2 separate regions of the Mus musculus genome follow, and region 2 is linked to region 1. A link is a loop called in an ENCODE intact Hi-C map of the cell type or tissue named here. Cell type or tissue: heart. All regions are shown on one strand.

Region 1 (8,000 bases):
GATTAATGGGAAAATATGTTTGGAAATGTGAACTGGAATCACATATAATAGACCATGAATGGTAGGCTGTGGAGTTTGGAGCTGATTCTTTAGAGCCTGGAGCCAATTAATGTCTATTTATGTAAGAGTCGGGGAGATCTTTGTCCTGAGAATAATTGAGTAACTATGGAAAGACTGAAATGGAATGTGTACACTCTGAGTCAGTTCTGACACTGTTAGCAGTAGTCCTTGAATGATGACAATGGCCCAGTGTGGTGCTACACACCTGTTACCCAGCATATGGGAAGCTGAGACAGGAGAATCATGAGTTTCACACCAGCGTGGGCTACATAGTGAATTCAGCTGTTCTGGGCTCCATGTCAAAGACAGTACAGAACACAATAACAAACTCAACATAAACAGTAAAGCAAAGATCTCAGCATAAACAGTAAAGCAAAGATAGTCAAGATCTGAAAGAAGATGTTTGGTGGCAGTGAGATGATGTGTGGAATAAGAGGAAGGAGAAGCAGTCACGATGCAAACAAGGTAGTAACTTAACCTTGGAAATAAAGTGTGCAAAGGAAGTGTCAGGTCATAGAACGTGGGATCCATGATGTCTGGTACAATGTAGCAAAATTTTGATGGCTTATGATAGAGCCATGTATAACCTTCCTTATATAATATACAGAGAGCATAATCTTTCTGCTTTCATAAAACAAAAATTACACTTTAAGAGGCTGTTTTTTAGTATAGAATATTATAATTTCTGTATTTGTTAGTCATTATGTAATCTTTTACTCTACCAAGTTTATAAATAAAGCTTTCTTTATTCATATACATATCTTATGTATTGTATTTTGCTTTCCTGTTTGTTTTTCGAGACTGGGTTTCTCTGTGTAGCCCTGGCTGTCCTGGAACTCACTCTGTAGACCAGGCTGGCCTCAGAAATCCACCTGCCTCTGCCTCCCAAGTGTTGGGATTAATGGCGTGAGCTACCACTGCCCAGCGGATTTTGTTTTCTTTACAGTTTCAAGTTTTATACTAAAATTAGCCAAATATGTAATAATTTGTTTTTAAATAAATACCTTCTGATTTTGGTAAATATTTTCAATATTTATGAAAAATCATTTGGTCTATTGGCTGTTGTGGATAGTGGTGAATTTATCCAAGTTTATGTTACAGTGCCTATATTAGAAATACTTTTCTTTTGCTGTGGTAAAACACCACAAGGCAGCTTGTAGAAGGAAGAGTTTGTCTCATGGCTCCAGAGGGATAAGAATTTATCATGGTGTGGATGTATGACAGCAAGAAGCAGGTGGCTGAGAGATCAGATTCTCTCAACCTTAACCTCAAGGAGGGAGCAACCAGGACGTGTGTCAAATATATGAAGTCTGAAAGCTTATTCCCAATGGTGTATTCTCCTGAAAGGTTAACTCTCCCTACAACTTCTTCCAAAACAGCACCATTAACCAGAGACCAAGTATTCAAATACAGTGGGGAACAATCTACATTCAGAACACCGTAGTGCCCAATTCTTAAGATATTCCTATGTTTATGTCTATTATTTATACAGAATCTATCCTTAGAGGTCAATCTGTAGGGATATCCAACACTGCCACCATACTTAAATAGCCAGGGCTTCTCTGTTCTTTAGTTTATACTCAAATCAAGGAAACATTAGTTGCATTACATGATTATAAATTTACAGTGGGAGCTACTTTATCCTAAAATGCATAGTATAGCCTTGGGTAGCAATACATTGTAGTTTACTTCAGCTGATGTTAGAATCTGTGTAACGGTCTGGACTGAGTAGTAAATCCTGGTGGGTGTGCCTATGGATTTCCAGAGCTAAGCCTTGCTTTTGAGATGGCTTAGACATCTGGCATAATTGCTCTTGAGTATGTTGGTATAAATGTGAAACAGCTTTATTATTGAGCTTCTTTTTCACCTTCAATCCTTATCCACTGGCTAGACCAATAAAGAGTGACGGGATAACCATCCATGGAAGTTATGTTATTAGGTTGGACTTCATGAAGCCATGTGCTTTTATAGTCAGACTACCTGCAGAATTCTGGACAGCATTGGAATCATAGTAGCTTCTTCATTTATCTTTGCATATACAGTTATCCATTCAATCTTATTCTATTGTTGTGCTTAGTTAGGCTAGCACATTAAGGGATATATTTAGTTAAGTGATATATTTAGTTTTAAAGAATGTTGCATTTTAGCACTAGTCTGAGTACCCTATTGTTGTTGTTTTTAGTTGTTTTTGTGAAGTGTTGCATGTGTGTCTGTGGGTGTAGGTATACCTACATGTACACGTGTAGTGGCCAGTGTATTATCCTCAGGAGCATCAGCCACCTCTTTTAAAACAGGTCTCACATTGCTCTGGCTCACCAGGATAGCAAGGCTGGCTCCACCCATCTTCCTGCCTCTACCTTCTTAGCACTGGGATTGAAATATGGATCACAACACACGTATCTTTTATGTGTATGCCAGAAATCGAACTTGGGTCCTCAGCTTGCATAACAAACACTTTAGTGACTAAGTTATCTCCCTGGTCCAATGAAAATATTGTGTAGTTATGGCTAAACATTGTGGGCCATAGGGTAGTGCAGTGCGCGGGATTGAAACCAGGGCCTTGAACATCTTAGTCATGTTCTACCAGCAAGACCATCCAAGCTCATGGGATGAAGTCCTTACACTTCTAAGCGCTCTTGCTTAGTCTTGACATCCGGAGCACAGAACTGTATGGGGCAGGTCTGTTAACTCATGGTGTTAAATGCAAACTTTAAATGGGTGCCCTACAGCCTGGTACAGCTATGAGCCTGTGACAGGAAGATCATTTGAACTCAGTAGTTTGAGGCCATCCCTGGAAATGTAGGAAGAGCCAGTCTCAAAGTGAAGCATGCGGAAAGCTCACTCTGTTCTGCAAGAAGCAGGTCTTATTCTCCAGGCTTCACGGCCTTTCTTACTTTGAACCAGTTCGGAATGCAGGTCGAAACAGGGCCTAGTAATTTAAAAGAGAAGCAACTCATATGAAACCATTTTTATTTCCATTTCAATTCTAAAACTTGTTCCAGGGGCATGTTCCAGGGTTTATCACATAGAGGCTGTGACACTGCTTGTAGTGGCACTGCTGGCTTGCTCTGCACTCTGGCCCTTCCTGGGAGCTCTGTTTGACCAGCAGCAGCAGGAGCTGAGTCCAAGGTGTCTGCCAGATGGTCAGTGCAGGGCTCTGAGGGGAAAGGAAATGGTAAGAGGAGCCCAGACCTGAGGAAACAAAGGCTTTCTGAAGCAAAGCGTAATTATACCACCTACTGGGGAGTAAAAACTGCTAAAAGGGAGATGGAAAAATGATGATTTAACTTGAAGCCCAGAAAACCCATCAAGTCTAATGTTTCAACTCCTTTCTCCTCTAAGGTCCACTGTTCATTTTTCCTCCTCCATCTCCAGAGTCCGGTAGTGATTATGATGCATAGTAGCAAAGGAAGGTGACTTTAGACAGACCATGCAAAAGTTAGAGCTCAAGATGTCCTCTATATAAGAATTATAAACGCTTTTGAAAGTATACTGTTACACTTTATTAAGAAAATACTGATTTTTTAAAAAATTAAATTTAGTCTGTTTTCAGTAAAAATAGGGCTATAGCTACCAAAATAAGCAATCCCACACTGGTTTCTATGTATAAGACTTAATAGATATTTAAAATAAAGCCACGAAAAGCACAACTAGTGTCTTGGCATTGGCTAAGTAGAGCTATTATGTCCAGGACCCAGAAAGCTTGATTTCTCGAAATGAATTTGCATAAGATATATTTCTTGTTTTGTTCTATAAAATTATACATTAAATGTTGTTGACCTCTGACATAGTCCCAAGAGATGTCATTTATAATGATCACAGAAGAAAAAACAGGTGTGGAGGCAGGCGGGGAAGTAGGCAAACCCCTAAGTTCTTGACATCTGGCTCTAGTGTGGCAGATCCTTAAAGAGCTTCGGTATACCAGAATTATTAAAGGATTTAAACAGTGAATAAAACACCAAGAAACAAAACCCTACAACCAAATAGTAAGATCAACTATATTTCTAAATGGAATTAATATAGATTGCCTTGGTTCAAATATTTTGAAACAATTAACAGTAAAAGTTTTGTGCAGTTCTGGAGATCAAAAAGAGCAATCTAAGTAGGGAGGACTCTTAAAGACCCCGGCCAGACATGCTCAGTGTGAGTGACTGCACAGGGGAATGCGCAGTCTTCAGTGCTATGCAAAGAAACTTTAATTGACTTATTTTGGCAATGAGAATCACACAACTTACCGTTAATAACTCAACTTTAACAATATTTGCTCACTGCATTGGATTATGACTGTTCAAGAAGTACTATTTTCAAACACTAATTAATCATTTTAGATAAACTTTTAAAAAATGCATTTATGGCCTCAATGAGTATGACTGTTTATTACATTTTCCTTATAAAAGCTGAACTGTTTTATATACTCTTTATGGAAACAGTGCACCATCATAAATTAGAAGATGCAACTGTTTTAGGTATTTTACGGGGTCTGGGCTTGCCTGCCAGCTGTGCAGCTGTTTCAGGCTTCTCTGCGTAGCATATAAAACGCTGGATGCACACTGCAAGTGTGTGTACTGGACTTGCCAAGCCAGGATGCTGTGACTCAACTTTCCCAGAAGCAAGCCAGACCAAATGCCGTGAATCAATAGTTAGCTGCACATGGACTTTTATTACAGCTGGGAGAGCCAATTCCATTTGTGACAGTTGTTTTCTGACTGTTGACAAATACTGCAGTGCTTGGATTCTACTGGGTCTGAACCAAATGGGACCTTTCTTTTCAGGATCTGGGAAGAGAGTAATGTGCCATTATTCGGTTTGTGAATAAAAATCAGCTAAAACACAAGTCAAAAATGGGAGGATTTAAATTCCATTACTTACTCGTGTGGTTAGCATTGAGTTTGCGGTATAAGGAGTAGAGTTAGAGTTTCTGAGGCAGCTCACCATGTGCTTTGTTTGTTGATAGAAATCCTTTTGGGGTTGTTTTGTTTGCCCTTTTTTTGGGGGGGGGACAGGGTCTGTGTAGCACTGGCTGTCCTGGACACACTCTGTAGACCAGGCTGGCCTCAAACTCAGAGATCTGCTTGCCTCTGCCTCTTGAGTGCTGAGATTAAAGGCAAGCATTACCATACCCTGCCCTAACCAGCAGAATCCTAACAGCTGGCATTTTATTGTGCTCTGGGAGAGTAATAAGAAAATAACATTGTAGTTATGTGTAGATTCAGTCCATTCCTGTCCAGCTCCTGTGAGACTTAAGGCTCTACCTGGAGCTCATCAGCGACACCTAACAGTTTCTGAAGTCGGATGCATCCTCAGAGGCGGGTAGCATGGCATGATTCATGCTTCATTTTATCTCTTCAGGTTTTCATTTCTATACATTTCATATGATCCTGTAGTATGATATAGAGTATCCATTACTAATATTTGTTATAATTTATAAATAAGCTTTGAGGGTAGATGTACAAATAACTTGTATGCTATAAATATACTACCCAAATAGTTTTAAATTTTTGCTCAATAAACATTTATTTCTTTCTCCTTTGACTTTTACCCCTTGGCAGAAAAGCAAAGATTTGAGTTAAGACCATGATTTGTGGCAGTGTGAATAAATTATAGCCAATTCCAGGAGTTTGACCTGTCTCATTTTGACAGCGTCTTCTATTTGGTCCCTTAAGTTGCCATACATGTCTTAATCATACAAGCTTATTAAAACATATGCACAAACAAAAAACTGACTTGTTATTATGTTAGAAATAGGAAGTTGCTCATGCATTAAGATCTTGACACACAGGAAGTTTGAATGAATAAGTAGAAAAGGTTCCAAGCTATTAAAATGTCCTGCTTCCTGATTTATTCATTTATCGTACCTGTAATTCTGAAAGTGGGCGAAGGAGCTTTGTTTCCAGGGCCCGTGTGGCTTCCTGCAGAGGCATTAAAGCAAGGCTGGAATTATTCTTTCCTGCAGTGCAGCTGTCTGGCTGACAAGTCAGTCCTCGGCTGAGATCCTCTGAGTTTTTAGGCCTGTTGTATCTATTTTTATGAAGGCATTAATTTTTCATTGGTAAAAAAGCTGAGACTGAAGAAACATTGTTGTTCTGCCTTTTGAGATGGGTTTGTCCTTCTGTACTTAGGACTCTATGACTCTTCAGGTCATTGTTCTCAGCTTAGGCTCTGTCCCACACTTCTTAGACGTGTACTTTCTAAGGTTCCTGTCCTTGCAAGGACAGAGACAGTATGCTTCTGGGATACCGAGGTGACTGTGAACTACTGTGTGCTCTCTTCCTGAGTGTGCTTGTTTTCCGTATGTAAGGTTTTGCTTTAAAATGCTTTTGTAAAGCCGGGCAGTGGGGCAGTGGTGGTGCACACCTTTAATCCCAGCACTTGGGAGGCAGAGACAGGTGGATTTCTGAGTTCCAGGCCAGCCTGGTCTACAGAGTGAGTTCCAGGACAGCCAGGGCTACACAGAGAAACCTTGTCTGGAAAAACCGAAACAAAACAAAACAAAACAACAACAAAAAAAGCTTTCGTAGAAATGTTAGTAGCATAATAGTGTGCGTGCTGGAAAGGACAGTATTCGCTGGATGTCTAAATAGCTTCCAAAAAAACGAATCAGTACTGGAAATGGTGAAAGAGTGGATATTTTAACATTTCATCCAAATGTACAGGTTATAAGGACTATTCTTAGAATTCATTGTCCTTTGTAACTTAGTAGTAGTTGGGCAATCCATATATATGTGTGTGTGAACCTGAACATTTCAATCTTGGAATTCCTTTCCAAATGTAGAATCAGTTTTACACTTGCTTTGCAGAATGTCACTGGCTTACGGTCTTCAAATCAATGGTGTACTTTTTGTTTTCTTTCAGGTATTTAAACCACGTCCGGGCTGCATCTCCACAGGATCTTGCTGGCGGCTATACTTCTTCTCTTGCTTGTCACAGAGCGCTACAGGATGCGTTCAGTGGGCTCTTCTGGCAGCCCAGATAACCTGTATTTTCTCATGTATAAGATCTGGATTGTGGAGCCAAACCAAGGGGTTTGAAAGTATAGAGGTTTGTAAAGTTCCAGCCCCGCAGCTGCACAGCACACCACCACTGCTGCTGTGCTCAGGTGTTTATTGCAGTCTGGACCAAGCTGAGAAATGTGTTGCATATAGATTCATGGAAGAGGTTTATTTTTTACTTCTGTTCTTTAGACAGGGATGAAGAACATTAAACCTCATCTGACAGAAAAGAAATAAATGATTTGCCTATGTTTGGAGTTGACTTACACATTTTATAAAAAATAAAGCCTGACTTTATGGTACATTTTTGTGGGATTTTTTTTTCTTCCTCCTCCTCCTTGTGTTTTTCTGGAACATATTTCCAAATGCCTTTTTGATTATAACATTCAGTGCTATTATCCAAGTCTATATTTTCCCTATAAAAACTTCTTTTTCCCCTTAATGTCGTATTGATAGTGGTACAGACAAGTGGAGATGTTTCATCTTAGCAGCAGGCCGTGTCAAGAAAGCACAACTGTGATGTGGCTCTTCCTCAGCAGTAAGAGTCTGGGGGACTGTTTTGAGCCATGCAAAGTGAGGCAAACCTAATGTGGTTCCCAGCTGTGAGCCACAGAAATGATAAACCAGAGCAGGCCATTAACCTGCTTTAATGGCAGATTCAAAGATGTGAGCTAATAAAACTTAATACATCAATGGCACCTTTCACTGCTAATGTGAGCTCATTTTATGATGAGATGTTGAGACTGGAAAAGGTACCATGTAAGTGAAATTTCTCTGCATAAATTATAGACTGATGTAGTTTTCCACCCACCAAAGCTTCAAGGGATTTTACTGTGCTTGTGGTTTTGTGTAGTTTGGGTGTGTGTTGGTCAGAAGCATGAGCATCCCAGCCTGTGTGAGTCTGTCGCATGGGCCCCTGGGTATGGAACATAGGCTTTTCCAGGAAATTAA
Region 2 (8,000 bases), 51 kb before region 1:
GTGTTGTGGGACTGGCTGTGGAGTTTGCGCTGGCCCAGACAGGAAGGAACCTATGCCACTGGTCTGGCGGAGTTCCTGGGTGCCTGGGTCTCACTGGTCCTAGATACTTCTGGTGTTAGGACAGATGTTGTGTCCTCCTCACCTCTGATCCTATGATCCTGGGAGTGTTGGAGCGCCTGGGAGTGGGTCTTCCTCTGCCTGTTATGGAACTGGTTGTGGAGTTCACACCCAAGGTCTGCTCAGGGCACTGGTCCAGATCTGCTTTAAACTCTTGAAAAAATACAATTCTATCATGCTATAACTTATTTTAATTTTATGATTCAGTGAATTTTAATTAGTTTACAGAATGCTGCAACAATTTCTGTAAGTCAAACTAAACATATTTTTCATTACTTTAAGAAGGTATTTTATAGGCCGGGCGTGGTACATGCCTTTAATCCCAGCACTTGGGAGGCAGAGGAAGGCAAATTTCTGAGTTTAAGTCCAGCCTGGTCTACAGAGTGAGTTCTAGGACAACCAGGGCTACACAGAGAAACCCTGTCTCGAAAAAAAAAAAAAACCAAAAAAAAAAAACAAAAAAAAACAACAAACTAACAAAAAGAAGGTATCTTACACTCATTTGGAATCAGCACACTAAGTGCTCCTAGCCTATAACAATTGTAGTGTGCACTTTGTCTCTGCAGTTTTATTCTTTCTGGACATTTCATATACATAAAAGCTGTTAGAGTATGCTGTCCTGTAGTTCATCCATGTTGTAGCACATATTCAAGCTTCATTCCTTAACATTCATTAGCATATATTATGAGGGCTATACTACATTCTGTTATTCACTCATGAGTTGATGGTCATTCAGATTATTTTTATTGCTGGGTATCGAGATTTGCTTCAATGGTGAAGAGAACTTGTCCTTGCAGGGGACCAGAATTGGGGTCCCAGCACCCATATCAGGCTGCTGTTCACAATCACCTGGAACTCCAGCTCCAGGGGATCTGATAACCTTATCTGGACTTCAAGGGCATCTGCATTTATATGTACCACAGACACAAACATAACACATAATTGAAAGATAAAAATAAATCTTAAACAATACTAAATTTAAAAAGAATGACATTGAGGTTTTGATAGAGCGGGAATGGTGACTGACTCTCACCTTTAATCCCAGCACTCAAAAGGTAGAGGCAGGCAGATCTCTAGGCTGTTTTACAGAGAGGAAGTTCCAGGGCAGCCAACGATACACAGAGAGTCCTATCTCAAAAAACCATACCGGATGAGAGAGAGAGAGAGAGAGAGAGAGAGAGAGAGAGAGGAAGAAAGGCAGACAGACGACAGACAGACAGAGACACATACACACAGAGACTCATAAAGACACAGAGACAGAGAGAGATCCATGGGAGGCCTTTCCATTCTCTACTGTCTTCTTCCATTTTTTTCTTCAGCGTTTTAATATTTCATTATAGAAGTCTTATTTCACTTTTTTGTTAGATCTTTCCTTACTCATTTATTTTTTTGCAACAACTGTGAAGTTGTTTTTCTGATTTCCTTCTGGACATGTTACTGGTATATAGAAAAACTACTGATTTTTATATGTTAATTTTATATTTTGCCACTTTTAAAGTGTTTATCCTGTTGTTTGGTAGGGTCTTTAGGATCTTTTATGTATAAAGTCGTATCTGCAAATAAGGATACTTTGTCTTCTTTATTCCCTATTTTTATCTCTTAATTCCTTGTTCTGTTGCTGTAGCCAGGTGTACAGGCATGCTTCTGAGTAATTGTGGAAAAAGTGAAGACCTTTCATAGTACAGACACACTGCTTGGAACCTGAGTCTGTTCCTTTACAGACTCTGTCTCTGACCAGGTTTCTATCAAACTGAACAGTGTGTGGTTTGTCCCCAAGGTCTCCAGGTAATTCTGCTGGCCAGGTTTCAGTATTAGATCTCATGATACTTCTTGGAATTTCTAGAGAGTATGTATGATGCACTGAGGGTCTCGGGTTACCAAGATATGCTAACTCAGGAGGGACCTTTCCATCATGGCCTCTTGTGTATCGCCTGGTTGAGAGCTGAGAGAAAGGGTTCCTCCACGTCTCCCTTTGATATTTTCTTCCTTCCTCTTTTTCTCTTTAAGACATCTGTAAGTATACTAGCCAGTATTCTTTAGAGGGACAGAGCCAATAGTCATATACATTAAAAGGTAATTTATTAGACTGACTTACATACAAAAGTCAGAGTAGGCCTGCAATAGCTGTCATATGGGAGAGGCTGGAAAGCCATAGGTGGTTCATCTACCAGGGTGCGTGCCTCAGCAGTCTCAGTTGGGTGCTGGAGTGTTCCTCAACAGCCACTGGTCTTCAGTCCATATTGAAAGGCAGAGGAAGCTGGGTTCTGGTGTTCTTGAAGGACAGTAAGAGCAATTAGAGCACTGGCAGCAGGGGATGGACAGGGGGACTGGGTGGATGGACTGGAGAATGGGGTGGGTAGACTTGAGAGTGGGTGAATGGACTTGGAAATGTGGTAGATGGACTCACCAGGGAGACGCAAAGGCAGTCAGGGAAAAAGTAAAAGCTTTCCCTCAGATCTACTTCTATACGTGCTAGTGCTACCCGCATTGCTCATTTCTCTTCCCACTTTAACCTAGTAGAGAAAACCCCTCACAAGTGTGATCCGAGCCTTTCTGCTTAGTTGAATTTTAGATCCAGTCAAATTGATAGCCAAGCTTAACCATGTCTGAGGCACCACTGAGGTACTGCACCATGTGAGGTCTTCAGTGGTGTGCCTTCCTGTTTCAGCAGATACATTTCCTTGCTTGGTGGGTGCTGACAGGCACTTAAGTTCTCCTGCTGGTGGCTTCAGAGTAACCCTTCAGGTACAGGTGGTGCCCGCACCTCCTTTGGATTTTCTATATCACTTAAAGCTATACTGCACCCTATGATATACAGCCAGATTAGTTTTGTGTAACATATTTATCATATAGTTGAACTTCCTTAATCTGAATAATTTTCTTGATTGTTTACAGTAATATCACACTACTATAGTAGGGATGTCACAATAACTATTTTGCATTTAGAAAGCCATTAGATTTTTTTTGTTACATTTTGTGTGTGTGTGTGTACGTACGTACGTACGTATGTATGTATGTATGTATATACAAGAGTGCCATAGTGCATATAAAGAGGTCAGAGGACAACTTTCCATTAACTGGTTCCTTCCTTTCTCCGTGTGTATTCTGGAGAAACAAAGGCCATTGGACCTGGAGAGAAAGAGCCTTAATCTGCTGAGCCATTTCACCAGCCTTTTTCCATAACACACCTGTTGACCATTACCCACTTAAAACCGTGTGTATTTCTTCATATGAATTATTAAGACACGGTCTGAACTTAAGTAGATACCAGTTTTTATTTTTATTGTATTTTTCTTGAAAAGATGGATCAAATGTTAGAAGGCCAATTTGGGAATCATATGTAGATGGGCTGAGTGATGTTTGATTTTATATACTTGTATTCAGATAAGATTCTTGGATACTGACCTAGTAGTTCTTTCTTCTCAGAAAAGTACCTAGATGTTCAATTGAATTTAGTTTTTATCATAGATTTTTAAAGGAGACTTTATGTATGTATGTGAGTACACTGTCACTCCCTTCAGACACACTAGAAAAGAGAAATAAATTTTTTATATTGTATGTGTATATATGCACATGTAGTACTCATTTGGTGAGCTTGATTTTATTGTAAAGAACAAAGACATGTGACAGCAGTTTGCAGAAGTAATTTTAATAGCCCCTTTCCCTAGTTAGAACTTTAAAACAAAACAAAACACCGATTACCAAATATGTCATAATATTTTATAGAAAGTAGGAAATGTAAGGTTGAACTGAACTTCTATTTAGCTTAGTTCTAGTGATAATACTGATTAAAGCAAAATTTATATTTAATGGTAGATTTCATTTTCTTTCATTAAATTATATTATAGAATGTGGTTTGTGATGGTAATACACTATACTCATAGAATAATAACACTAATAGCTATTTTATTAAAAATTTTAATAGACTTTATTTTACATTTTTAGTTATTTGTCTATGTATGGATCAGTGTGTGGGAATACGCATGGGTGCAGTGCCACAAGAGACCAGGAGAGGGCGTTGGATCCTCAGGAACTGGGGTTATAGGAAGTTGTGAGCTGCCCAGTGTGGGTGCTGGGAACTGAACTATCCTCCGCAAGAGCAGCGAGTAATCCTCAATGCGGAGCCATCTCTCAAAAATTACTACAAATGACAATATGAAAATATTATTAAAATGTATTTTCTTTATTTCTCTTATAGGGTCAACAGATTTCATTAGCACCAATCCAAAAGCTGGAAGAAGCTCTTTATGAGTACCAGCCCCTGCAGATAGAGACCTGTGGCCCACAAGTTCCTGAGCAAGAGCTCTTAGGACGGCTTGGGTAAGCAGCAGAAGCACTTTCCGTGAGTGATTGTGAGGGCTTTACTTATAGAACTGAATCCTGCTTCTCAAGAGTAAGTGGTACGTAATCCTAAGTTAAGTTTTGGTCAGTGTATCGACTTTTCAGTGTCTTCACTAGCTCTGGAGCTCAGGACTGGATGCAGGCATTCTCCTTCTGAGGCTGTCTTAGGCAGACATATCTGAAGTGGCTGTTTTAGCTTACCACTTGCTTCTTTGAATCAAAGATTAATTACCTTAGTAAGTAACAAGTCAGTGAAGATATGAATTCAGTAGGTTTAATCACTGTCCTCTATCTTTGCTGAAACTAGACTTTTGTGAGCTGAGCTATGACACATTTTTTCAGGAGGTATAATGTAGCCAGCGGCTAGCAGTTGAACTGTATGTTTCCTTTTGTGAAATAAACTTGATCTTGCCATTTGTGAACAATAATGATAGTTTTTTTGGAGCGGATGAAGTTTAGAAGTCCAGACACAGATGATGCTGGATGTAAAGAATCATTTTTTGGTCTGGTTTTCTTCAGTGTAAACTATTGAATAGAAGGCTGGTTCAGAAATTGTGTTTCTGAACAAAAGAATATAATATGAAATAAAAACAATACATAAAATGAGGCCAAGTAATTAAAATTAACAACGATAGCAGCAGAGATAAGAAATAGTAAACATATAATAAAACCTGTATGTGTCCTCAGGCTAAAAACAACACCTTGAAGATGATGGATAATATTCTACATATGATTACTGAGGCTCTAATGTAGACATAAAGTGAAAATGACATATTATTTGATTATCCACTGTCTTAGTTATGGTTTTACTGTTGTGAAGAGACACCATGACCTAGGCAAGTCTTATAAAGGACAACATTTAATTGGGGCTGGCTTACAGGTTTAGAGGTTCAGTCCTTTATCATCAAGGTGGGAGCAGGGTGGCATCTTGCAGGCATGGTACAGGAGGAGCTGAGAGTTCTACATCTTCATCTGAAGGCTTCCAGGCAGCTAGGTCTAGGTTATTATAGCCCACACCCACAGTGACACACCTACTCCAACAAAGCCACACCTACTCCAACAAGGCCACACCTCCAAATAGTGCCACTCCCTGGGTCAAGCAAATATAAACCATCACATCCACTATTGGCGGGCTCTTAAGGATTGATAAAATTTAGTTCTATGTTATCTTAAAATCCTATGACCTCTAAATATGAAGCCAACAAAATAGAGAATCTAAAACTCCCTCGAGACAGCAAATTTATTTATAATTTGCTATATGATACCTGTTTTACAGTATGAGGGCATAGGTATACATGCATTATAGGAGGAGTATGTCTGTGTGTATGTGTGTGCAGCTGCATGTGCACATGTGTGTACATGTGTGTGGAGGCCACAGGTCAACCCTGGGTGCTATTCTTCAGAAGCCATCAACTTTATCTTTTGAGATAGGAGAGCACTGGGACCTGGGCCTCACTGATCAGGCTAACCTGCACCATCTCTCCCGTGGGATTACTAGCAGGTAGCACTCTGGACCTTTGCATTGGTTCTAGTGATTGCACTCAGATACTCATGTGTGTATGGCAAGCACTTCACTCACTAGCCCCAAGAATACTATATTTTATGACATAGAAAAGTTATATGTAGCACAGACGTTGGTTTAAAAGAACTTTGGCTGAATTACCATCAGCCAGAACTATCATTTTTAATCTTTCCATAGAATCTTTAATGTCAATAAAGATTAAGTATTTAAAACAAACCCTTCTCTGTTAAAGAGTTTTACATTTTCTTATAAATTTGTTATAAAAACTACATTTATGAGATCATGGAAATGATCATAAATAATAGAAGTGCATTGTTGGATTTATTACATGGAAAATTAAAGTGGTTTGGGTTAAAAATATTTATTTATTGAAAGAGAGAGAGAGAGAACTGTGAACCGTGTACCATGGTACCATGGTGCTCATGTGGAGGTGAGGGGCGTCAGTTCTCTTCTTCCGCCACGTGGCTTTGAATTCAGGTTGTTAGTCTCTGAGCAATCCGAGTAGCCTCAGAGTAGTGGTAAAGGACAGGAAGGAGAGGGACGTTTACTATTGTAACATCTTCTAGCAAAACAGGAATAAGAAGCTGTTCAACCTAACCAGAGAAAACAGTAAGTTCATAGGAACTGTAATTAGAGCAAAAAGATGGCTCAACAGTTAGAGACCTTGCTTCATGTGCATGTGGTCTAGAGGTAGGACTCCTAGACGCCTCATAAATACAGGTGGGTGTGATAACCCACTCGAAATGCTAGGCTCAGCTGCTAGAGATAAGGGATCCCTGAGCAAGCTGATTAATGGGACCAGCTATATTGGCAAGCTCTAGAGTTGATCTCATGATGAGAGAGCCTGCCTCGCTGAATACAGTGGAGAAATGAGAGTGGATGATTTTTTAACATCAACATTTGACCTCCACATATATGAACACCCACATGCAAGCATTGACACACCACACACACACACACGCACACACACACACACACACACACCATGTGCCCCATACATGAAAATGGAAAAAGAAAATGCTTAATAAAAGGTAGGAAAAGAAAAAAATAAGAAATAGAAAATAGCCCGCCAATATAATATAATATAAATAGATATAGTGTTAATGACATCATGTGTTAAATGTGTGGCCTAAAGAGCTGGTTCAGCAGTTAGAGCACTTGTTGCTCTTGCAGAGGTCCCTTATTTGTTTCCCAGCAGCCACTTTGGATTGTGAGCCCACCTATAGATCTGGTATCTACAGGTACTGAACAGAAGTGGTATATGTACATACATACATGTACACACACATGCACATGAGATTAATAAAACAAATCTTATTTTTAAATGTAATGTAATTGTAAAAGTTTAACTATTGTTAACTAGGCAATAGAAATTTCTATAATGCTATAAATGCTGTATGTAGATCAATACTGTCCCCTGTGGTTACCACTGGTCACTTTCTACTGAGCACTTACAACGTACATAGTGTGAAGAACTCAATTGAAAACATTGAAGTTCACTAAATGTTAAGAGTTTGAGTTTGTTTGATCTGCATTTTATTGTTCTAATTTTGCTATGACCCTATCTATTATCCCTTCACGTAGTTCTTCCTTATGTTCTGTTTTGATCCTATACCTCTGGTTTCATATGTTAGACCCTCTAAATGACCTGTTTCTTTAGGTGAGGTAACAGACATATACAGCAGGCTATTTTATGAAGTTGATTAGACAATTTAGTGTTATTAAGTCATTTCATATTGTTGTGTAATCCATTATCTGTACTATCTCTAGAGCTTTTTGTTTTGTAATACAGAAACTGTATTAGATATGACATCTTAATCCTCCTTCCTTCCCAGTGCCTTTTTGTCTCCTAGATCTGACAACTCTAAATGTCTCATAAAATGGAACCACATAGGATCTCTCTTTAGTGAATGTTGTAAACTAGGCAGTAGAACTAAGCTCCTATCACATAGCATCATATCCTCAAATGTGAGTCCTGTTGAAGAGTGTAACAGGCCATTTCAGGTTAAATAACGGCATG

The links. A loop is a pair of places that touch in the nucleus more often than their neighbours do. Peaks named below come from ENCODE experiments on the same cell type or tissue, not always from the same donor. Only the 100,000 strongest peaks of a DNase experiment are listed, where the experiment ranks them.
Region 2: a loop joins it to region 1, with 1.9 times the contacts of the local background. A loop is called at or near these places in 3 of 42 quality-filtered maps.

Annotation. Positions count from the first base shown.
Region 1 is chr12:73,265,502-73,273,501 of GRCm38, forward strand. Mnat1 (menage a trois 1) reads left to right here. Exons shown (of 8, transcript NM_008612.2): 8 at 6,913-8,000. The coding sequence ends at 7,033. It also overlaps a transcript of Trmt5 not described here. Among named protein-coding and RNA genes, the nearest start is that of Trmt5, 17 kb to the right of the region's middle. In heart, no CTCF peak of the experiment used is centred here; a DNase peak (open chromatin) is centred at 4,640.
Region 2 is chr12:73,214,706-73,222,705 of GRCm38, forward strand. It overlaps Mnat1 (menage a trois 1), which reads left to right. Exons shown (of 8, transcript NM_008612.2): 7 at 4,316-4,437. Among named protein-coding and RNA genes, the nearest start is that of Trmt5, 68 kb to the right of the region's middle. In heart, a CTCF peak has its summit at 4,121 (motif pointing right); no DNase peak of the experiment used is centred here; H3K27ac peaks cover 239 bases.